3 separate regions of the Homo sapiens genome follow, and regions 2 and 3 are each linked to region 1. The links are chromatin loops, found by intact Hi-C in ENCODE. Cell type or tissue: B cell. All regions are shown on one strand. Region 1 holds the start of TTL (tubulin tyrosine ligase). Region 2 holds the start of ANAPC1 (anaphase promoting complex subunit 1). Region 3 holds the start of ZC3H6 (zinc finger CCCH-type containing 6).

The links. Peaks named below come from ENCODE experiments on the same cell type or tissue, not always from the same donor. Only the 100,000 strongest peaks of a DNase experiment are listed, where the experiment ranks them.
Region 2: it touches region 1 in a loop (7-fold over the local background); 6 of 110 quality-filtered maps call a loop at or near these places.
Region 3: it touches region 1 in a loop (14-fold over the local background); 11 of 110 quality-filtered maps call a loop at or near these places.

The regions. Positions count from the first base shown.
Region 1 is chr2:112,477,113-112,485,112 of GRCh38, reverse strand. TTL (tubulin tyrosine ligase) reads right to left here and starts at 2,957. Exons shown (of 7, transcript NM_153712.5): 1 at 2,612-2,957. The coding sequence starts at 2,768. RefSeq lists silencers at 2,187-2,286, 2,847-3,236 and an enhancer at 3,557-3,626. In B cell, CTCF peaks have their summits at 3,702 and 3,916 (motif pointing left); DNase peaks (open chromatin) are centred at 2,592, 3,142 and 3,892; H3K4me3 peaks cover 2,892 bases; H3K27ac peaks cover 2,055 bases.
Region 2 is chr2:111,881,052-111,889,051 of GRCh38, reverse strand. It overlaps ANAPC1 (anaphase promoting complex subunit 1), which reads left to right and starts at 4,859. Exons shown (of 48, transcript NM_022662.4): 1 at 4,859-5,110. It also overlaps the pseudogene EEF1E1P1. RefSeq lists enhancers at 4,336-4,485, 4,829-5,622. In B cell, CTCF peaks have their summits at 952 and 1,152 (motif pointing left); DNase peaks (open chromatin) are centred at 1,131 and 4,731; H3K4me3 peaks cover 1,617 bases; H3K27ac peaks cover 1,597 bases.
Region 3 is chr2:112,271,199-112,279,198 of GRCh38, reverse strand. ZC3H6 (zinc finger CCCH-type containing 6) reads right to left here and starts at 3,602. Exons shown (of 12, transcript NM_198581.3): 1 at 3,173-3,602. The coding sequence starts at 3,204. It also overlaps the pseudogene LOC124906182. RefSeq lists a silencer at 2,833-3,312 and enhancers at 3,503-3,712, 3,328-3,900. In B cell, no CTCF peak of the experiment used is centred here; DNase peaks (open chromatin) are centred at 3,098, 3,698 and 4,648; H3K4me3 peaks cover 2,503 bases; H3K27ac peaks cover 3,345 bases.

The DNA of each region.
Region 1 (8,000 bases):
CTGGGCGTGGTGGCGCACACCGGTAATTCTAGCTACTTGGGAGGCTGAGGCATGAGAATCACTTGAACCTGGGAGGCAGAGGTTGCAGTGAGCCAAGATCCCACCACTGCACTCCAGCCTGGGCGACAGAGCAAGACTTCATCTCAAAAATAAAATAAAATAAAAAATGTTTTGTTTCAAATCTTAATAAAACACACTGTATTTCCAGTAACAAAATCAAAGTAAGACCAAAGGAATTTTCAGTTGAAAATGCCAGAAGAAAGAATAATTTCTCTGAGAATGGCATACAGTCAAATCAAAAGTTTCAGGCAGGCATTAGCTGGCTCTCACTGGTCTCCCTGAGCAGACAGACCTGATTCCCACCTGAACTGCCTACATTCTTATCCACAGGGCACCTGCCTTCCTGAGCCTTTACCTAGCTCTATAAATCTTCTCCTTGGCTTTCATGTAGTACACTTTAAGCAAAAGGTAAATATCCCTTAACAGTGATGGCATATAACCAATTTTGTTGTAGGATGCTGTTTTCTTTCCCATAAAAACCAAATGTTGGCCGGGCACGGTGGTTCATGCCTGTAATCCCAGCACTTTGGGAGGACGAAGTGGGCGGATCACCTGAGGTCAGGAGTTCGAGACCAGCCTGACCAACACGGCAAAACCTTGTCTCTACCAAAAATACAAAAAATTAGCTGGGCATGGTGATGCGCGCCTGTAATCCCAGCTACTTGGGAGGCTGAGGCAGGAGAATTGCTTGAACCCAGGAGGGAGAGGTTGCAGTGAGCCAAAATTGCACCACTGCACTCCAGCCTGGGCGACAGAGTGAGACTCTGTCGCAAAACAAACAGACAAACAAAAAACAAAACTACAAAAAAAAAAAAAAACACATACAAACAAAAAGCTCAAACGTTTACTGATCATCTCCTGAATTTGTGGTATCTGTTCAGGATTCAAATTCTGGAGGCTTCTGCTTCTCACTCCTAGGCTTAAGCACCAGGGTAATGCCAGTCACTCCTACCTCTGCCTGGGCGGAGCCATGTTTGTTGTTTTTAATGTTATGATTCCACCTAAGCTTTCACAGCTAGGCACTGCCAAGAATATAGAGGGAAGTCAGGAAGTCTGGAAGGGGAAGTGGACAATGCAAGGAACAAATAATTGTTCTCAACTATAAGCAATTCTTCCTCTCCTTTCAGATCATGAATTCTCTTTGCTAGGGTCTTCCTGACACCGGTTAACCAAAGGGAGCCTCCAGGCACAGTCTCCATATTCTAAGATTTCTGGGTGTTCAAATGGGTCCTTCCATGGAGTCACCATTCTACATCATAAACTTGTATACCAATGAAAAGTTGTCCCAGGTACTATTCAAAAGAAGAAAATCCAGCAACTTTACACTGCAGCTCTTCATTCCTCCAACGATTTGAGTTTTACACAGCCCCCTCCCAAAGGCTCTGTCTATGGAAGCTCATAAATGACCAGTCAATTCCAAATGGCCCGTATTCAGTTTTTACCCATTTGAATTCTGACCACACCTATTTCTAAAAACTGTTTTCTCTCCTGGACATAGAACATTGCTCTCTCTGGGTTGCCCTCCAAGGTAGAGGTGACTCTTCCTCCGTATCGATTCTCCCCTTGTCTTTGGAATACAATTGGCCCCCACCTCTGGTGAATTCTGGCAAGGAACATGGCTCCCCGGAGAGAAGATGCAATTCCCAGATGACTGTGCAGAGAGGGAGGCCATGAGACTATGCTCAGGTCAATAGGATGTGAGTTGAACCGATCTGGGCAACTTCTGGATGACATCACTTACAAAGGAGCCGCTAGTCCCCTCCTATCTCCTGCGCTTTCCTACCCGTGGACATGTGGGTATGGTGGTGCCCAGCCAGCTTCAACCATGTGGATGAAGGTAATTCCCTCGGGGAGAGCAGGGAAGACAGGGAGGGCGAACGCAGCCTCGTGTAAGATCTTAATCCAATGCAGAACTGCGAAAACACATTATTTGGTGAAACTAAGGAAAGGTTTATAATCAGACATCCCTCCACACTTCCCTGGGCTAGGGTCTCTTCTGCAGCTCCTGCTTTTGGAATCCGGGGGTCTTTTCCAAATCCTCTGATCGCTCCTCCGCGCCTTCGGGGGGCAGAAGCCTCAGGGGTTTCAACACCTACGGCTCCCCCGCCCGCGCCCACGCCAAGCAGGGAGAAATCCTCAGTGCAGACGAGCTGCAAAAGATGACTCCAGCCGCCCGCTCTGCGGAGCCGCGCCCAGCGCGGCGGACCCGCCAAATCTGGGGGCTTCGGCCCGGGGGAGCCGCTAGACTCGCGCCTCAGGTCCCAGCCCCGGCGGCCAGCGTCTCCCGGGCTGCAGGGACCGGTCACCGTCGGGAGGTAGCTGCGGCCCCGAGTGGCCGCACCGCGACTCCGACTCTAAATCCAAGTTAGGAGACAAGAAAGCATTAAAAACGACAGGTTTCGATCTTTCCGAATCCGTTTCTGATGTGCCCGACAAGCGACAGAGGAGAAAATGTATGACCTTTAAAAACAAAAGCGCCGGTTCTAACGGGCCGCGGGAGGCGCGCAGGGCCGCTCCGAGGAGGGCAGACGGGAATCGGGGAGGGGCTCACCCAGTCTCCCGAAGGGCAGCCGATTCCTCTCTCCCAGCATCAGGTTGAATCTGGGGTTGTCTCGCCGCAGCCTCTTCCAGTGGCCGGTGGCGAGGAGCAGCCGGGAGACCTCGGCGTAGACGCTGCTGTTCTCATCGCGTACCACGAAGGTGTACATGGCGAAGCGCCGCGCGCCCGGGCCGCCGGGCAGCCGCCGCAGGGACCAGGCGGCCGAGAAGGCGGCTCAGCGCGGACCCCGCCCGGGCGCCCGCCGCGGCCCGGCCCCCGCCGCCCGCGCCGGCTACCGCGCCTCTCGGGTGCCGGCGGCGCCGCGCCCGGGCGCCCGCCGGGTGCCGGAGAGGAAAGCGCCGCTCGCACGCCCGCCCCCGCCGGCGCGGCCCCGCCTCTGTCCCGTGATTCCGCGCGGCCCGGCCCCGCCGCGCTCTGGAGGAGCCCGTGGGCGGCGGCGCCGCGCCCTTTCCGTACCCTCCCCCGGGGGCGGCGGCGGCGCAGGGTTGGAGACCCGCGGCGGTGGGCGCGGCTTTACCGCAGCGGGCGGACTGTGCGGTGGAACCGGAGCCCGGGCCTGGGGTGGTTCTTTCCGAGCCCCGGGTCGCAGCCGGGGGGCGGTGCCGGCGGAAGATCCCAGTTTGCAGGGCTCGATCTGGGTTTTTCTTCTATTGCCAAAGGACCTTTAATGGATAAAACCCAAAAGTTCTAAGGCCCGGTCCTGTGGCCTAATGAAGAAGCGCTTCCTCTTCCTCTTTGCTTAACGACTACGGAGACCCGGAGCGTCGGTTTTGTTTGTGTCGAGTGCTCCTTCCTTCGGCTGAGCCCAGGGTGGCGCACGGCCAAGGGGATGACCTTAGACTCTGCTGGTGGAAGCAGGTCCCAAACCGACCCCCTGGAGCCCTGGGCTCCGCTCTTTTCCTGCCTTTTACCGGCATTCAGCCACTTGCTTTCCCTTCTCCGGACCTCGATTTCCCCTTATGAGCGGCGGAGAGTGGCTCTTAAAAGTCCCTTCGGTTCTGATAGCCCACTCTGAAGACTGTGCTGCTGCATTTGAGATACAAAGAGAAGGCAATGATCATCAGAGCTCCCCCAAACTTCCTACAGTCCCTCATAAATTACCCACATCAGCCCTGCGCCTTGCATCTTTTACTCTCCTGTAGATAAAGAACACCCTGGGGCCTCTCCCCTTCCTGTCCCCCGATGCTCACGGTATCTACCCGAGCACATTGTAAAAGCGCCCTTCTCCTTCCCATCGTTGCCCAGATTCCACGGGGCCGCCAGGCGCTCACTCGCCTGTCTTGCGCACCGGCTCCACCTGCAGGCAACCGCTGGCTGTGGAGAGCCCGCTCAGAGCAGAAATGGGGCAGACTTAGAGGTGCTGGGTGCTTGCACTCCTTCCCAGCTGCTCTCCCTCCACGAGGGATAGAGTTGGTCGAGAATGCCCTGGCCCTCTCGCCCTCCGCACGTGCCCTGCGGGGAGGCGTGTGTCCTAGGCGTATTGCGGTGGTCCTCTGTAGGCCACGGCTGCGGTTGTCCACAGCTGCAACTTGCTCATCAGGGCATCTTCTGTTGGCTTCCTTCCTTTCCCTGACTACCGATGTTTCCTGGGATCACCTCCCAAAAAAACTACTGTACTCGTGCTCAAATTCTTGTTCCAGGGGGCACCGTTTGGGGGAACTCGAGCCAAGACGCTGTGTTTGCCGCTCTTCACGGCTGATCACCTTGAAAGTGACGTCCACTCCCACCATGCTGCATCAATTCCTCCTGCGACTCCTACTGACGACTCCTGTGCCACAGGTGGCTTCTCTCTGCCACTCCACAACCGTGGATCTCATTAGGAACACCAGTGACCTTTGAATTTCCAAATCCAGAAGCTACCTTTTTCCTTTTTCTCACTTTTTGTAGCGAGCACCATTTTTGTTTCTTTTAGCTGTAGGTTCTGTACGGTACTACTTATTCCCCACCCCACTTTTTTTTGAGACAGGGTCTCACCATATTGCCCAGGCTGGTCTCGAACTCCTCAACTCAAGCCATCCTCCCACCTCAGCCTCCCAAACTGTTGGGATTACAGGCGTGAGCCACCACACCCAGCTTATTCCCTTTTCTTTGTAAGGTAACTCATCTTTCCTCCTTGGAACGTGTGTGTGTGTGTGTGTGTGTGTGTGTGTGTGTGTCTGTTAGGGAGTCTTGCACTGTCGCCCAGGCTGGAGTGCAATGGCGTGATCTCAGCTCACGGCAACTTCCACCTCCGGGTTTCAAGAGATTCTCCTGCCTCACCCTCCTGAGTAGCTGGGACTACAGGCACAGGCCACTATGCCTGGCTACTTTTTATATTTTTGGTAGAGACAGGGTTTCACCATATTGGCCAGACTGATCTCCCAACTCCTGACCTCAAGTGATCTGCCCGCCTTGGTCTCCCAAAGTGCTGGGATTACAGGCATGAGCCGCAGCGCCTGACCCCCTTGGAACCCATTTTTTGTGGCTCTTGTGGGATTAACAGTGTCTGTTATTGATAAAGGAAATGAATATCCAGGCTTGGTCCAACAGGATTACTCTCTATCCCTTTTGCCACAGCGACTGGTAAAACGTAGGAAACTGGTCCAAATCAGACCAATCTGATGGAACACTATCTGTGTGGGACAGCTTGCCACTGTCTTGCTGTCTTATAGGGGGAGAATCTGTTCCGAAAATTCAGCTTTGCCTCCACCCTAGCATTAAGCCCCTAGCAGTAAGCATTAAATGTGGATATGTGAATATACTCTTGCCAGTAGAATGTGAGCAGGTGATATGTATCACTTCCTAGCTTAGACCTTAGAATTTGGATGTGCCCTCTTCTTCTGGAGACAGTACGTACAGTCAGCAGCAATATTGGAACAAAGAATGTAAGGAATTTGCCAAAACTGGCAGTACCCTGGATTATAAAGTAAACTCCAGCAATTTCAAAAGATTGAAATAATTCTGAACACTTTTCTGACAATAGTGGAATTAAGTTGCATGGAGATTAAGTGATATTGTACACTGCTAAATAACCCATGAATCCGTGAAGAAATCACAATATGAGAAAGTATTTTCTAACTGAATGAGAATAAAGATATGGCATAGCAAAACTGGTAGGATACAGCTAAAGCTGTTTTTAATAAAAAAATTACAGTCTAAAGTACATATGTGTTTTTTTTTGTTTTGTTTTGTTTTTGAGACGGAGTCTGGCTCTGTGGCCCAGGCTGGAGTGCAGTGGTGTGATCTCGGCTCACTGCAAGCTCTGCCTCCCGGGTTCACGCCATTCTCCTGCCTCAGCCTCCCGAGTAGCTGGGACTACAGGCGCCCGCCACTACGCCCGACTAATTTTTTGTATTCTTTTTTTTTTTTTTTTTTTTAGTAGAGACGGGGTTTCACCGTGTTAGCCACGATGGTCTCGATCTCCTGACCTCGTGATCCGCCCGCCTCGGCCTCCCAAAGTGCTGGGATTACAGGCGTGGGCCAAGTACGTATGTTTTTAAAAGAAGACTGAAAATCAATTAAGCTTCCATCTCATGAAACTAGAAAAAGAATAATAAGCAAAACCCAAAGTAAGTAAAAGGAAATAAATCCTAAGGGAAGAAATCAAGGAAGTAGAAAATAAATGTACAATAAAGAAATCAAAGGCAAAGGGGATATATTTTAAAAAATTTAAAATTGTTAAGCATTCAAGACCAACAAATGAAAGGAAGAACAATCAAAGTTAAAATGAAAAAGGTCAGATGCAAGAAGATTTAAAAATATTTTTAAACAAATTTTTTAATGAAAAAAGAAACATCACTAGAGATCCTGAAGGTATTAAAAACAATAAGATCCGGCCAGGCGCGGTGGCTCACGCCTGTCATCCCAGCACTTTGGGAGGCCGAGGCGGGTGGATCACCAGAGGTCGGGAGTTTGAGATCGGCTTGACCAACATGGAGAAACCCTGCCTCTACTAAAAATACAAAAAATCAGCTGGGCGTGGTGGCGCACGCCTGTAATCCCAGCTACTCGGGAGGCTGAGGCAGGAGACGGTCTTGAACCCGGGAGGCGGAGGTTGCCGTGAGCCAAGATCGCGCCACTGCACTCCAGCCTGAGCAACAAGAGCGAAACTCCGTCTCAAAAAAAGAAAGAAAGAAAGAAGATCCTATGATCAATTTTTGCAAATGAATTTGACGTGTGGACAAAATAGACTACTTCCTTGAAAAATCCAGTTTACCAAAAATGACACAGAAATACAAAATCTGAATAATTTCACACCTATTAAAGAGATTGATTCTATTCGCAGATAACATATATGTAGAAAATTCTACCAAAAAAACCCTTAAGGACTACCCACACATACATACCCACGAAATGTTAGAATTAATAAACAAATTAGAATTAATAGAATTAATAAACAAATTCAGCAAACTTTTGGAACAGCCCAAAATAATCCAAGAAAAAATTAAGAAAACAATTTCATTTATAGTACCATCAAATAACCCGTTTATTAAGGGAAAATTTGAAAAAAATAAAACTGTCACTTTTCCCATATGATATGGTTCTATACATAGTGGATCCTGAAGAACCTATACTAATTGAATGAATAACTGAACATTGTAAAGTCACTAGATACAAGGTATATATACAGATATAAATTGTATTTCTGTATGTCAACAACAAAGAAATAGAAAAAAAATTTTTAAAAGATACGATTTACAGTAGCATCAATATAAATGTGAAATAATTAGGAGTATCTAATGAAAGCTGTGCATTGCCTCTACACTGAAAATTACAAAGCATAATCGAGAGAAAATTTAAAAGCATAAAATAAATGAAAGGATGTACCATGTTCATGACTGAAAGACTCAAAATTGTTAAGGTGTCAAATTGATCTATAGATTCAATACAATCCCAAACAAAATCTCTGCAGAGCCATTCATGGAAATTGACAAGGTAATTCAAAAATTTATATAGAAATGCAAGGGACTGGCTGGGCGCGGTGGCTCATGCCTGTAATCCCAGCACTTTGAGAGGCCGAGGCGGGCAAATTGCCCGAGGTTAGGAGTTCGAGACCAGTCTAGGCAACATGGTGAAACCCCAGTTCTACTAAAAGTACAAAAAAATTAGCCGGCCATATGTTTTTTAAAAAAGACTGAAAATCTTTTTAAAGATTTTCATGGTGGCATGATTTTTAAGATTTTTAAGATTTTAAGATTCCATGGTGGCATGCACCTGTAATCCCAGCTACTCGGGAGGCTGAGGCAGGAGAATTACTTGAACTGGGGAGGTAGAGGTTGCAATGAGCTGAAGATTGCGCCATTGCACTCCAGCCTGGGCGACAGAGTGAGACTCCAACTCAAAAAGAAAAAAAAGAAAAAAGAAAAAGAAACTCTGACTCAAAAAGAAAAAAAAAAAAGAA
Region 2 (8,000 bases), 600 kb after region 1:
CTTGGGAGGCTGAGGCAGGAGAATGCGTGAACCCGGGAAGCAGTGCTTGCAGTGAGCTGAGATCGCGCCACTGCACTCCAGCCTGGGAGACAGAGTGAGACTCCATCTCAAAAAAAAAAAACAAACAAAAAAAGCTTCAACTAAAGAACAAATAAAACATTCAGACACAAGTTGACACTTTAAAAATTCTATAGATTTCAACAAATAATGAATGACTGTATATTAATTTATATTAGTCCTGTGGTCAGAATACATTTTCCAGTTAAAACATTTTTAATACATCTTCTGTACGGCACGGATAGCTTCTAGTGGGAATTAGTGTATAGTCTGTTCTTGATGAAGACAACACTAGACAGATGTTGCCTGATATCTGGATAATGCTGAATGTGACAAAACCAGCGAGACGCATTAAGATATTTCTTCTTTTCTTGAACTGTCAGGTCAACTATAAAGCGATGAAGTCCATAGTACAATAGGATATCTGCAAAGGTAGTTATATCCTGTAAGGTAGACTTTATCTTCAAGATATGAAATAAGATCCTTCAACAGGGTGTGGGCTGGGCATGGTGGCTCACGCCTGTAATCCCAGCACTTTGGGAGGCTGAGGTGGGCGTATCACAAGGTCAGGAGATCGAGACCATCCTGGCTAACATGGTGAAACCCTGTCTCTAATAAAAAAAATACAAAAAAATTAGCCGGGCGTTGTTGGCGGGCGCCTGTAGTCCCAGCTATTCGGGAGGCTGAGGCAGGAGAATGGCATGAACCCAGGAGGCAGAGCTTGCAGTGAGCAGAGATAGCGCCACTGCACTCCAGCCTGGGTGACAGAGTGAGACTCCATCTCAAAAAAAAAAAAAACTAAAAAAAAAAACCAGTGTGTGGCTATCATTTTTACTGGAGTGACTCTGTATTGTAACCATTGCTGAACTATTGCTTTTTCTTCTGCAGTACTCCCTAGCAAATATCCTTTGTTAGCTTGCTTGACTAGATGAGCTGCTATAGTAGTCAATCCTGTTAGACTTGGACCATTGTTTGTTTGAAGAACCAGAATCTGTCACTCATCCTGAGCACTTTATTTATTATTCCCCTTACTCAGTCCCAGGGACTTCTCTAGTAGTGACAACTTGGCGGCTGCTGCCATCTTCTGGCGGTAGCTCCTGGAAGAGACCAACGTTTAACTTTTTGAGAACCTGTCAAACTGTTTTACCAAGCGGCTGCACCATTTTACATTCCTATCAATTATGTACAAGGGGTCAAATAACTCCAAATCTTCATAAACACTTGTTATTGTCTGTCTTTTTGATTACAGCTATCCTACTGGGTGTGAAGTGGTTTTGGCTTACATTTCCCTAATGACTAATGATGTTGGTCATCTTTTATCGTCCTTTTTGGCCACTTGTATAATATATTTTTGGCAAAATGTCGTTCAAATCCTCTGCCCATTTTTAGACTGGGTTGTCTTTTTATGTTGAGTTGTAAGACTTCTTCACATATTCTGGATAACAGACTCTTATCAGATTATTTGCAAATCTTTTCCCCCATTCTGTGAGTTGTCTTTTCACTTTCTTGACAATACCTTTGAAGCACAAAATTTAAAACTTTTCTCCAACTTATCAAATTTTTTCCTAGGTTCCTTGTGCTTTAGGTACCATATTTAAGACATCATTGCCTAATCCAAGGTTATGAAGATTTACAGCTATGTTTTCTTCTAAGTGTATAGCTTTACTCTTTTTTTTTTTTTTTGAGACGAAGTCTCGCTCTTGTACCCCAGGCTGGAGTGCAATGGCGTGATCTCGACTCATTGCAACCGCCGCTTCCCAGGTTCAAGTGATTCTCCTGTCTCAGCCTCCTGAGTAGCTGGGATTACAGGCGCCTGCCACCACGCCTGGCTATTTTATTTATTTATTTATTTTTTGTATTTTTAGTAGAGATGGGGTTTCACCATGTTGGCCAGGCTGGTCTTGAACTCCTGACCTCAGGTGATCCGCCTGCCTTGGTCTCCCAAAGTGCTGGGATTACAGGCGTGAGCCACCGCGCCCGGCAGCTTTACTCTCATATCTGGGTCTTTGATGCACTTTAATTTTTGTATATGGTGTGTAGTATGAATCAAGATTCATTTTTTCCATCTGAATATACAAATATTGCAACACTAACTGTTGAAAAGATGCTTCCCTCCTTCATTTGCTTTTGCAAGTTTGTAAAACAACAACAAAATCAACTGGCCTCACTCTGTAACTGAGGGCTGCACATATTGTCTTCCTTCCAAAGAGTACAATATGGAAAGTGGGGAAATGTAACATCATAGTAGAGAAATCTGACAAACACTATCTCAGTTAGGTGATCAAGGTTGACATCAGCAGCGATAAGTGATACTGTTGATAAGTACCTTTGATATGATGTGATGAAAATGACACTTTATGATCTTCCTTCCTGAAATCCATATCCCCAGGCTAATCATGAAGAAACATCAGACAAATTTCAGTTAAGGGATATTCTACAAACTAATGCAGTGGCTTGCACCTGGAGTCCCATCTGCTTGGGGGGTTGAAGCAGGAGGACTGCTTGAGCACAGGAGTTCAAGGCTGCAGTGAGCTGTGTTTGTGCCAATGCACTCTAGCCTAGGCAACACAGCAAGACTCTCTTAAAAAAAACTGAATAAAGTATGAATTTTAATTACTAATAATGTGTTGATATTTCATTAATTTTAACAAATGTACTATACTAATGTAAAATACTAATAATAGGGAAACTGGATGTAGAAACTGGGTATAGGGTATGTGGGAAATTTTTGGACTATCTGCAGTTTTTCTGTAAATCTAAACTTTATTATTATACTTTAAGTTTTAGGGTACATGTGCACAATGTGCAGGTTAGTTACATATGTATACATGTGCCATGCTGGTGTGCTGCACCCATTAACTCATCATTTAGCATTAGGTATATCTCCTAAAGCTATCCCTCCCCCCTCCCCCCACCCCACAACAGTCCCCAGAGTGTGATGTTCCCCTTCCTGGGTCCATGTGTTCTCATTGTTCAATTCCCACCTATGAGTGAGAATATGCGGTGTTTGGTTTTTTGTTCTTGCGATAGTTTACTGAGAATGATGATTTCCAATTTCATCCATGTCCCTACAAAGGACATGAACTCATCATTTTTTATGGCTGCATAGTATTCCATGGTGTATATGTGCCACATTTTCTTAATCCAGTCTATCATTGTTGGACATTTGGGTTGGTTCCAAGTCTTTGCTATTGTGAATAGTGCCGCAATAAACATATGTGTGCATGTGTCTTTATAGCAGCATGATTTATAGTCCTTTGGGTATATACCCAGTAATGGGATGGCTGGGTCAAATGGTATTTCTAGATCCCTGAGGAATTGCCACACCGACTTCCACAAGGGTTGAACTAGTTTACAGTCCCACCAACAGTGTAAAAGTGTTCCTATTTCTCCACATCCTCTCCAGCACCTGTTGTTTCCTGACTTTTTAATGATTACCATTCTAACTGGTGTGAGATGGTATCTCACTGTGGTTTTGATTTGCATTTCTCTGATGGCCAGTGATGGTGAGCATTTTTTCATGTGTTTTTTGGCTGCATAAATGTCTTCTTTTGAGAAGTGTCTGTTCACGTCCTTCGCCCACTTTTTGATGGGGTTGCTAAACTTTTTTTTTTTAAAAAAGTTTAAAATATTGGCCGGGCGCAGTGGCTCACGCCTGTAATCCTAGCACTTTGGGAGGCCGAGGCGGGAGGATCACGAGGTCAGGAGTTCGAGACCAGCCTGGCCATCGTGGTGAAACCCTGTCTCTACTAAAAATACAAAAGTTAGCTGGACGTGGTGGCGGGCGCCTGTAATCCCACCTTCTTGGAAGGCTGATGCAGGAGAATTGCTTGAACTCGGGAGGCGGAGGTTGCAGTGAGCCGAGATTGTGCCACGGCACTCCAGCCTGGGCGAAAGAGCGAGACTCTGTCTCAAGAAAAACACACACACACACACACACACACACACACACACACACAAACAAAAGTTTAAAATATCAATTAGGTATATTTGTATTTAACTGTTTCATGAATCTTTGTTTCTAACCTTTCTCCTATAACCCATTCTTTTTTTTTTTTTTTTTTTGAGACAAGGTCTTGCTCTGTTGCCCAGGCTGGATGGAGTGCAGTGGCGCGATCATAGCTCACTGTGGCCTCAAACTCCCTGCTCAAGTGATCCTCCAGACTCCCAAGCAGCTGGGACTACAGGTGCGCACCACGCCTCCAGGCTAATTAAAAAAATTTTTCTTTTGTGGAGACAGGGTCTCGCTATATTGCCCAGGCTGGTTTCAAACTCTTGGGCTCCAGCAATCCTGTCGCCTCGCCTCCCAAAGTGCTGGGATTACAGGCGCGAGTGGCCGCTGGGGTTCTTAACTTGGGTCTTTGAATCGCCTTAAGAAGTGTCTCTGAATCTGGGAATTGCAAGCAACGTTTCTGTGAGGACCTTCACACAGTTCATCCACTCTTCGAAGAGTATGGACCGAAAAAGGCATAGAGCATTCACTGCACGTAGAGAAAATCAGCAACCCCTGCTCCCCACCCTCAGCCTGAGGTGCCTACCTCCACGTGGGGTCAGGAGGCGGAAGCGAAACCAGAAGAAAAAACCCTGAGATCTATAAGGCAGTTCAGGTCCCTAGTGACATGAGCTAAAGAGAACTTGGACGCCAGGACTGTAGCAGACAGAGTCCGGCTTCGGGGTTCGCATCAGTCGCACGGAAGGTGGAAATAGCCCCCAAGTTGTAACCCGCCGCGGTCTTCCCTCAACAGCGCAGGCGCCAGGACTGCTAGGACGCCGCGCACCTCCCGCGATGCCCCGCCCCGGCGCGAGGCAAGACGGGAAAGTCAAGATGGACGCGTCCATTTGAACGTCTCGCACGCCTTCCTGCCATTAGCACTCGAGCCCGCTGCTGTTGCCCGTTCTTCCTCCAGAATAGGGGAGGGAGAGGGAATGAGAAGCTGCTGCGGCCCAAGAGTCACTGTGAAGGACCCCGCCGCTGCCCTCGGGCCTCCTCGGCCCCTGCGCCTCCGGGGAGCAGCCGGGGCTCGCCGCGCCTGACGCGTCCCGAGTTATACAGGTGCGGGCGCCGTACCGCAGCACTTGGTGGTCTGTCGCGCGCCGCGTGACTCTCGCACCCGTCCCGAGGCCGAGCCTCCCCTGGTGGCCGTAGGTCTGGAAACCCGGGGTACTGGGAACCCGAGGGAGGGCCTTGAGCGTGCTCCGGGGCTGAGGGGGCCTGCGGGCGCTCCTGGCCTGCGGGCTGGGGTGCTCCTTCCGGCTCCTGCTTGCCAACCTCTTTCCTGAGCTGTGCGTAGCATCCCATGTGCAGCCTCAGCTTTCAGACTGGCCTCCAGCCCCTCTGAGCTGTTTTTCTGAGCCTCGGGCTCTCAGCCTGTTTTCACCGTCCTCTAGAAAGGCTGGGGAAGCTCTTGTGGAGACTTAAGCTCCCGTTAGTGTGCATTTGGGTCTCTTTTTTTTTTTTTTGGCAGGGTAGTGTTTGTAGGAATCATTGCTGATACTGTTATTTATAGCATATAAATTTAATAGTATTTTTACGTGTAGCTGTTTATGTTGCACCTAACAAGTAAAAACATTTCTAAAAGTTTGGGGTACTGAAAAAGTATTAAATATGTGGCATTAATCGGTACAAAATGATAATTCTTTAACAATTCTGTAATTTTCTCTCAAAGTTATAAGAAAATAACATTATAAAATTGCAGAACTAAAGTTTCATAAAGTCAAAAGTTCGTTGATGTTGGTTATTCTGTTGAATAAAATATAGGAAGACCAGCTGAATTTTGTTTTCTTTTAAGGTTTTTTTTTTTGTGGGGTTTTCTTTTTTTTTTTTTTTTTGAGAAGGAGTCTTGTTCTGTCTCCTAGGCTGGAGTGCAGTGGCGCCATCTCAGCTCACTGTAACCTCTGGCTCCCGTGTTCAAGCAATTCTCTGCTTCAGCCTCCCAAGTAGCTGGGATTACAGGCGCCCGCCATCACTGTCTGGCTAATTTTTGTATTTTTAGTAGAGATGGGGTTTCACCATCTTGGCCAGGCTGATCTTGAACTCCTGACCTCGTGATCCACCCGTCTCGGCCACCCAAAGTGCTGGGATTACAGGCGTGAGCCACCACGCCCTGCCCCTTGTAAGTTTTATAAGGCACTTTTTACTTGTGTTCCAAGTTCAAGTGTCCCAGTACTCATTTATTTCTAGCAGGAGGAAGAACAAAACTTGTGTCATGTTTTGTGACATAATTATATCCAGAATAACTTTTCTTTTTTTTTTTTTTGAGACGGAGTTTTGCTCTTGTCCCCCAGGCTGGAGTACAATGGCGCGATCTCGGCTCACTGCAACCTCTGCCTCCCAGGTTGAAGCGATTCTCTTGCCTTAGCCTCCCAAGTAGCTGGGATTACAGGCGCCCACACCATGCCTGAGTAATTTTTTTTTTTTTGTATTTTTAGTAGAGACAGGGTTTGACCATGTTGGCCAGGCTTGTGTCAAACTCCTGACCTCAGGTGATCCTCGCGCCTCAGCCTCCCAAAGTGCTGGGATTGCAGGCGTGAGCCATCGTGCCTGGCCAAGAATAACATTTAATTCACAGCAAAATAACTTTGTGGCTTTGGAGGAGCTGCAAAGGAACTACATAGGCTTTGGCTGTTTGTGTAACCATATAGGATTCTTGCCCTATGAGCAGCAAGTCAATACACGGAAACAACGGGGATTGCAGCAGATAAAGTGTTTTACTTGCAGGGCCACCGAACTAGGAGACTGAGGAAACTTCAAGTCAGCCTCCCCAAAGAGTTAAGGTCTAGAGGTTTTTTTTTTGCTTTTGGTTTTTTTTTTGAGACAGAGTCTTGCTCTGTTGCCCAGGCTGGAGTACAATGGCATGATCTCGGCTCACTGCAACCTCCGCCTCCTGGGTTCACGCCATTCTCCTGCCTCAGCCTCCCGAGTAGCTGGGACTACAGGTGCCCGCCACCAAGTCCAGCTAATTTTTTGTATTTTTAGTAGAGATGGAGTTTCACCATGTTAGCCAGGATGGTCTCGATCTCCTGACCTAGTGATCCGCCTGCTTTGGCCTCCCACAGTGCTGGGATTATAGGCGTGAGCCACCGCACCCGGTCCAGAGGTTTTAAAGAGAGGGTAGTGGGTTAAGGTATTGATTGGTCAGAGAATGAAGGATGAAGTCATAGGACAGAGAGATAAACCACATTCTCATGCTAATGTGGTTCCTTGATGGGGTCTTAAGACTAGCTTGCATCATCTCAAAAGTCTTAGGCTCCTAACATTAAAAATGCTGTCTATAGGAACATGGTATATATAAACAGGTACAGGAAAGTGGATCGAAGGACAATCTAATTATGCTTATCTGTACTTTTGTCTAAAGCCTGGCTGCTACCTAACCTTGTGATGAAGGCTTTAACAGTTCATCCACATTTTTTTAGTAATAAACTGTACTGTAATAGATTAATAATTAGATTAATTAGATGTAATAATTAATTAAAACCTAGTACCCTTAAATCTGCAAGCATAACTGTTCCATGGCTAGAGTTATTCATGCCTCGGTTCTTTGGGTTTCGACCAATAATTGAAATTGATTGTAGTTATATATTTAGGTGGGATTGGGGGTGTCACAGCTACTTAAGACATTTGAAAACCTATGTCTTTTGTAGATTGGTCAGCTGAAAGCAGTTCAACCTCTGATGAATTAGAGTAATGTGTGGTTTTTTATTGTTTTATTCCAATATGACAATGATCCCTTAGATGTACTTTTCAAATGAGGTTCTGGCATCTAACCAGAAATGACCTTAAATGTTGAAAAGCCATGTAGTTATGGGACCATAGAATACAACTTGTCTAAATACTTCATATATAAAGTATGGAAAAATTAGCGTATAGTAGTGGGAAACACGGGATAGGTGGTGCGGGACATAAGTACTTGTTGCATCTCAGTGGTTTCCTATAGTGGTAACTG
Region 3 (8,000 bases), 210 kb after region 1:
AACGACGAGAGACCAGAATTATACCTCCCTCTGATTTCCCTAAATCCCTAAAGACCTTTAGAAACTAGGCTCTGGGCTTATGCAAAAGTCCTCTACTACATTCTACATAGCCACAAGTAGAATTAGAAGTATTTTTATATTAATAACATCTTATAAAATACAATGTTTTAACTCCAGGTGTGAAAATATTTAAAGGAAAGTACACTAAATGGATTTTTTTTAAATTATTCATTTGGCAAACAATCTTGTGCAAAATGTTCACTATATAACATGTACAAGGCCAGGCGTGGTGGCTCACGCCTGTAATCCCAACACTCTGGGAGGCTGAAATGGGAGGATGGCTGGAGCCCAGGAGTTCAAGACCAGCCTAGGCATATAGCGAGACTCTATTTCTTTAAACGAGAAAAAAATTATGCATTCTGTGAATTCCATTTACATTTAGAATCTCATTCTCATAAACAGTAATATTTTAATTTGTATAAAATCAAAGCAATTGTAAATATAAATCATAGGCTTCATTTTTTTTCCTGCATACACAATATGCCTTAATTTTTGAAAATGTTATAAAAAGAATATCCTTGGCTGGGCACAGTGGCTCACCCCTGTAATCCCAAAACTTTGGGAGGCCAAGGCTGGTGGATCACTTGAGGTCAGGAGTTCAAGACCAGCCTGTCCAACATGATGAAACGTGGTCTCTACTAAAAATACAAAAAATTAGCCAGGTGTGGTGGCGGGTGCCTGTAATCCCAGCTACTCAGGAGGCTGAGGCAGGAGAATGGTGTGAAGGCGGGAAGTGGAGCTTGCAGTGAGCTGAGACAGTGCCACTGCACTCCAGCCTGGGCGACAGAGCGAGACTCCGTCTCAAAAAAATAAAATAAATAAAATAAAATCCTTGAGACAAAGCCTAGCTCCATATACCAAGTTTCATATATTTTTCTCCACTTAATTCACAGAAACTTTTATAACAGCATAAAATAGCTATTATATGGAAAGATACAGTATTTTGGAAGCCCGCAGATTAGTCCATTTTTTCCCCAAATTTCTTAAGAATTTCCCAGGGAGCCTATGAAAAATACCCTAGAGATTCTGATTCAGTTGCTCTGGGCAGAACAAAAATTTATTCCCCAAAGTGATTCTGATGATTAACTATCATTGGGAAACACTGATCGAGTATAGCGGTTCTCAATTTGGCACATATTAGAATTTCCTGGGGAGCTTTTAGAACTCTTAAAACCCAGGCTGAGGTCCAGACCAACAGAAATAGCGCCAATACTTTAAAGAAAAAAAGTTCCCCAGGGAAGGTTTAGAACCATTGATCTGATCTTGTAGAATTTCTCCTGACTTCTAGTTCACTTTGTTTTTGATGTAGTTGTTTTGTTTTTCATGTGGGTTGACAAAAAAAGCATGAAAAAAAAAAACCATCTCCTTCATCTCAGCACAATGATGCCACTTAACAATTGGCTAAGTTAAAGTGGAGCTAACCTTTTTGTTTCAGAAATCACTAGAAAATACTTTTAGTCCGAATTTTAAATAAAATAGACTAATCTTAATCTTTAGCTCCTACTACCAACCTATTAACATATCTTACAAATAATTCTTTAAAGTTTTCTAACCTCTAAACCAGTATTTTAAAATTTCAAATTCTTTAAAAGGTCTGTCATCACAGTTCCTTACCAGCAAAATTATTTTGATACTTGAATTTGATGGCATTGTTTTTTCATGATGTACAATACATAACTCCATATATAGAAGTTACTTTGTGCACTAAGAGAGGGGAACAGATATTCTTCCATATTAAAAAAAAAAAGGATTTTAGGCTCCATTAGCAAAACCCCATCATTGGTTTGTCCATACCTCAAGAGCAAGGTATTAGTCAACCCATTCTAAGAATTTCCTTTTTAATACAAAAGATAACGTTAAAAAAATCATTAAAAATGTGCCAAGTGCAAGCTTATCATTTTTAAAAGTGCATTTTACTTTCCAAAAATTTTTACACTTTGATTGACGTGCCCTCTGGGAATCTACTTTTATTATTACAATACTGAAGTTGTTGAAATACCATTTTTATCCCTCTCAAGATTGCTAGGTATTTAGATATTTCAAATTTCAGCAGTGTTTGTGATTTTTGCTTCTGGGTTTTAAAAAACGTGTTTAGGATGCTTTACCAAGCCGATCACATTACTACAGATAAAACTTCAGCAATGTATATAGTCTATAGTAAAACGTATATTTTTTCTTACTTCTATTCACAAAGGAGTAATTGTGAGGTTCTAGATTTTCAAATTAATATTCTAAGTAAGAATCAGATGCAATGGATTTTGTTTCAGTAAGTTTAATGAATGAAAGCCCCCCTTTCGCATTATTAAAGATATATACGAATGAAAATTTGAATTATAACCAAAATTTAAGTATGCTACAGTATACTTTGTAAATGTCCCCAAACTCGAATGGAAACAAGAATGTGCCTCTTAAGGCACAGAGCAAAAAATAAAAAATCAGAATCTCAATATTCAAGTGATACACACCATCTAGAAAATTGGGCTAGCCGGAATAATCCATGGAGTTTTTACGTTAGGGTAAAACTGTGCTAAACTAAGTTTCTGCAAAGCCTAAGTATTTTGTGTTAACATATTAAACTTGAAACTTGCCATCTCAAATTCCAAGGGATAAGACTGTATACAACAGATGGCCTTTTGGTGCTGCTTAAAACTTCCCTGAAAACCAAATGTTTATTTTTTTAGAGGTGTTCTCGGTTCTCGGGAAGCAGTCAAATATCAAAACACCCATTCCTGAAAATTCCTGGCTGGTCCTATCTGGCCGGGAGCACCGACACCTGGACGGGCAGAAGCAGGACCTCAGCACCGAGCCGGGACGCTGAGAGCCGCCCGGCGCACACGGAGCCCGCCCGGGGGGCGGGGGGCTCGCACGTGCCCGGCCGGGGGCGGGGCCGGCGCTGGCGAGCAGCGACCCCGGCTCGGGGAGGCGGGCGCGGCCGGGCCGACCTCCCCCGCGGCCGCGATCCAGCAGTTTACATAAGAGTGCGCGTCATGGAACTGACGGAGCCACACAGAGACGTCTAGGTCATGCAGGAGGCGCCCGGCCCCGGCCCGCTCCCGCCGCCCCAGACCCCTCCTCTCATCCGACAGAAAGACAGACAAGAAGGGTTCCCGACCTGTCGTGCCCTGCATGTTCAGAGTCTGTCATGTTTGGTCAAGAACGGGGCGGGGCTGGAGGGCAGGTCTGCGAGGCCGGCGGCGGCGGGGCGCGGGGAAGACCCCCCGCGCCGCCTGCGGGAACCTGCTCCCGGCCGCCGCCGACAGGTGACGAAGTGGTAAAAACTCACGGTTACTAGTGAGCGACACAGACACAGACTTTCCAGTCTATTAACAACCACGCCAGAGAGATGGGGCTCTAACTGCAAACACTGGGCAACGGCCCCGCGCTGCCGGCGCTGCCGCTCTAGTCTCTATTCGCCGCCGGTGGCTGTGGCGTGGGAGCGGGCGGGCGGCGTGCAGCGACGCGGGGATTTGGACAGTGGCCGTAACGGTGATTTCTCCTCACCAACATGGCGGCACCCGAAACAGGCGGCTCGAGAAAATGGCGCCGGCCGCAACACCTTGCCCGGGACTAAAGGGCAAGAGAGATTCCTCCGCGAGCCGCGGCCCTTGCCCAGCCCGCCGGGGCCGAGCGCGTTGACCATTGGAGGAGAGTGCCCGTCAATCACCTGCAGGGGCGGGTCTTCGCCCTTCTCTGTGCAGCGGCGGAGGCGGCAGCCTAGTGGCGGGGCCGGGCGGCGAGAGACGCGGCCGGATGGCTCCTCGAGTGTCTGCAGGAGGGGGAGGCAGCCCACGGGACCTACGAGGGCCACCAGCGCTTCTGCTCCCGGCGCAGTACGGGCCGCGGTTTTTCCTGCGAGACGCCCGCCGCCCGAGGAGTTCCAGACGCACCAAGCAAACGGGCCCCAAAACCGTTAGCCGAGGCGGGCAGGGGTGGGATAACAAAGAACAAGGCGGCTGTAGAGTCCTTAAATTTTTTTGTGAAAACCTTTGTTCTTGTAATAATAGGGAAATGCAGTTTCTCCTTCACAGTTGTAGCAAGTATCTGTTTTTGTAACGTTTAGTGTTCAGAATCATGTTTTAAGGAAAATAGCTTGCCATGCAGTTTTTTCTTGTATTTGCTGTTAAATTTACCCAATTATTACTTAAATAGGAATAGCTATTGAAATAATTATATAAACGTTACTTTATTTCGTAATAATATTAACATGTAAAATGTATGCGAGTATTTTATAAATACTATTAGGCATGCCTTTTTTTTTTTTTTTTTTTTTTTTTTTTTTTTTTTTTTCTGAGATGGAGTCTCCTCTGTCGCCCAGGCTGGAGTGCAGTGTCGCGCTCTCGGCTCACTGCAACCTCTGCCTCCTGGGTTCAAGCAATTTTCCTGCCTCAGCCTCCCGAGTAGCTGGGACTGCAGGCACGCGCCACCACGCCTGGCTAATTTTTGTATTTTTAGTAGAGATGGGGTTTCCCCATTTTGGCCAGGCTGGTCTCGAACTCCTGACTTCAGGTGATCCGCCCTCCTGGGTCTCCCAAAGTGCTGGGGTTACAGCCGTGAGCCACCGCGCCCGACCATGCATGAGTTTTTTATACTTATGAAGTGACCTTAAAAAATTTTTAAATGACAAGTCAGTGTTTTGGCCTATTTAATATATTAGTCCTGAAGGAAAGTTCCTTGCTTTTTACTAAAATGATAGACTCAATGATTAATCCAAATATCTGACTTAATTTGTCTTTCCTTAATAATACATTTTACTAATACATAAATGGAATGCATTCAAAAACAATTGCAATGAGTGGATTAAATTGGAAATGTAAAGTTTTTGATATTAACATATACATTGAAAATAAAGGCCGGGCGTAATGGCTCACGCCTGTAATCCCAGCACTTTGGGAGGCTGAGGCGGGCAGATCACCAGAGGTCGGGAGTTCGATACCCGCCTGACCAACATGGAGAAACCCAGTCTCTACTAAAAATAAAAATAAGCCAGGCGTGGTAGCCCATGCCTGTAATCCCAGCTAATCGGGAAGCTGAGGCAAGAGAATCGCTTGAACCCGGGAGGCGGAGGTTGCGGTGAGCCGAGGTCGAGTCATTGCGCTCCAGCCTGGGCAACAAAAGCGAAACTCCGTCTTAAAAAAAAAAAAAAGTCGCCCCTTTTTTTTTTTTTAAAGTTGAATACAGCCAGTGACAGGAGCTGTGGTCGCACTATTTTTTTTTTTTTTTCAGTTGAATGCAGCCAGTGACAGGACCTGTACTTATAGCCACACTTTACCATAATAAATTTGTAGGGAGCTTTCAAAAGGTACTATGAAGGTACTATGAAGAAACTATGTTAACATTTGGAGTTACATTAAAATCTCAGGACTTCGGTTTTATCGTAACTGTTTTAGTTAATTTAGGCCTTTCTGTAGCTAATTTGGGTAACTGCTTTCTTGAAGTTATCCAGAGGCCCTTGTGGTAAACAGTTGCTGTTCTTTCTTGCACTTCTGTTTTCCCCTGTCTCCTGTATCTGGAGGTCTGAGAATTTCTTTCAAGCCTTCGTTAAGGTGTTTGGTTTGTGATGGCGTAGGACAGTGCAGTTCTCTCTGGATGAAAAGCCTCCTTTTCGAACCGTTGGCATGCGCCACTTAAGTTTGATGGTAAAATTTGTCATCAGGTCTTGGTCTTTTTCTCTAGGTAACAGAAAGGGGAGGTGTGTGGGGGTGAGCATTGAGGGGCAGTGCTCCTTTGAGGCTATGGGTTTTTAGAATCTAGAAGTGCTTAGAGATCTGTGACACCTTGTCTTTAATTGCCTCAGTTAAGGAGCAATGTAGGTATCAAAGAGATTACACTAATTAATTTTAAACCTAACAGATTTTACCTAATAATGACATATGGATCATGAGAACTGCAGAACTCTTGTCACGTAATGACCTTGTCCAAACCTCAGCAAAAGGAGACCACCAAACTATAGCGAGCCTTGTAGCAGCATAAGGTCGTGTTCGTAGGATGACCGCAGATCTCTCCCCGGGCCTCTCGGTTAAATGTCTCCCAGAGAAAACTCAACACTGCCCACCTGGCCATAGGCCCTTGACCCCCTTTCTTGGAGCATTTACAAAAAAAGAGCTTACAATTGTGAGTCCTTCCTCTGTCCCCTTGACACGTATGTGTTCTCTCCTACAATTCAGGAGTATCTTTCTTAAGGACCTGAAAGCCATTCCTTTGAAATTTAATCATCTGGAAGGTTGCTATCTCCCATTCTTGGTGGGAGGGTAGAATCCTGACTTCAGTGATAATCGCCAGCTAGCTGACGCAGCTGATCTAATCACTTTTATACTGACAGACTTTGAAATGTTTTGCATGTATTCCGGCTCTTTCCCCCTCCCTTATTCTCTCTTTAAGCTGCTCAATTATCTCTGCATTGAAATGGAACGCTGCTCTTTCCCCTACTGTTAGTAATTACTGAATAAAATTGGTTTTCACCACTTTAATGTCCAGGTTTTTTTATCTTTGTCAACCTTCCCCACCCTCTATCCACACAAAAATTGTAACGGACATAAAGGTACCAACACTTTATTTTGCTAAATAAATTAAACATATTAAACATCTTACGGTTATTTCATAAAAGACATTTTAACATCAAGAAAGTAGGAAGGATATCATTATTTTTGTTTCGTTGGTTTTTGTTGGGTTTTTTTTTGAGACAGAGTTTCACTTCACAGGCTGGAGTGCAGTGGCACGATCTCGGCTCACTGCAACCTCTGCCTTCTGGGTTCAAGCAATTCTCATGCCTTAGCCTCTCGAGTAGCAGCTAGCATTACAGGCACGCACCATCATGCCCGCTAATTTTCGTATTTTTCATAGAGACGGTGGTTTCTGCCATGTTGGTCAGGCTGGTCTCTATCTCCTGACCTTGAGTGATTCATCCGCCTCGGCCTTCCAAAGTGCTGGGATTACAGGCGTGAGCCACCGCGCCTGGCCAAGGATATACTTTAAAAAGCCAATTACTTTACTTTGAATTCCTTTACATTTAGTGTTAAGAAAAATTCCTTTTATTGCCCGTGTTTTGTCCCAGATGGTAAGAATAAGCCCTGGTATACCAAGGCTCCCAATATTGGACCACTAGACATTCGGAGACTGGTCAGACTTGGGACAAAAACGGTCTCCTAGGTGATCATCCTAGCTGGAAGATTAGGGGACCCTTACCCCATCCTTCCTGGTAGCTTATACAAACCCTAAATGTATATGTGGCCCTAGGCAGGGGGAGGGAGCCCCAGTTACAACTGTTTTCTGTCTACCTACCGGAATAGGGGCTTAGAGTTAGAATTAAATTGGCAGGAATAATTCCCCGTACAGTACACACTGAGGTTACAAATGAATACTTGTGTTAGTCACTGGAAAGTTTTTAACACACACACACACACCCTAAAAATACAAGCATCTGAACAGTAGCCATGTCTTTGAAAAAGTACTTTTATTTTATTTTAAAACAGAGTCTCACTCTGTTACCCAGGCGGAGTGCAGTGGCATGATCTCGGCTCGCTGCAACCTCCACCTCCTGAGCTCAAGTGATTCTCCTGTCTCAGCCTCCCGAGTAGCTGGGCCTACAGGCGTGCACCACCACACCCGGCTAATTTTTGTATTTTGTAGAGACGGGGTTTCACCATGTTGGCCAGGCTGGTCTCTAACTCATGACCTCAGATGATCCGCCCGCTTGGGCCTTCCAAAGTGCTGGGATTACAAGTGTGAACCACAGCACCCAGCCTGAAAAAGTACTTTTAAAATGTTGCCTCCAATTCTTTTGCAGCTCATAAGCATGATGATTAGATTTTCATGTGCACGCGTGAGATGTGCCTCATCAAGCCTTGTTATGACCTCAGTACATCCAGATGTGCTGGAGTGCAGTGGCACAATTATAGTGCTTAGTGATCTGTGACACCTTGTCTTTAATTGCCTCAGATAAG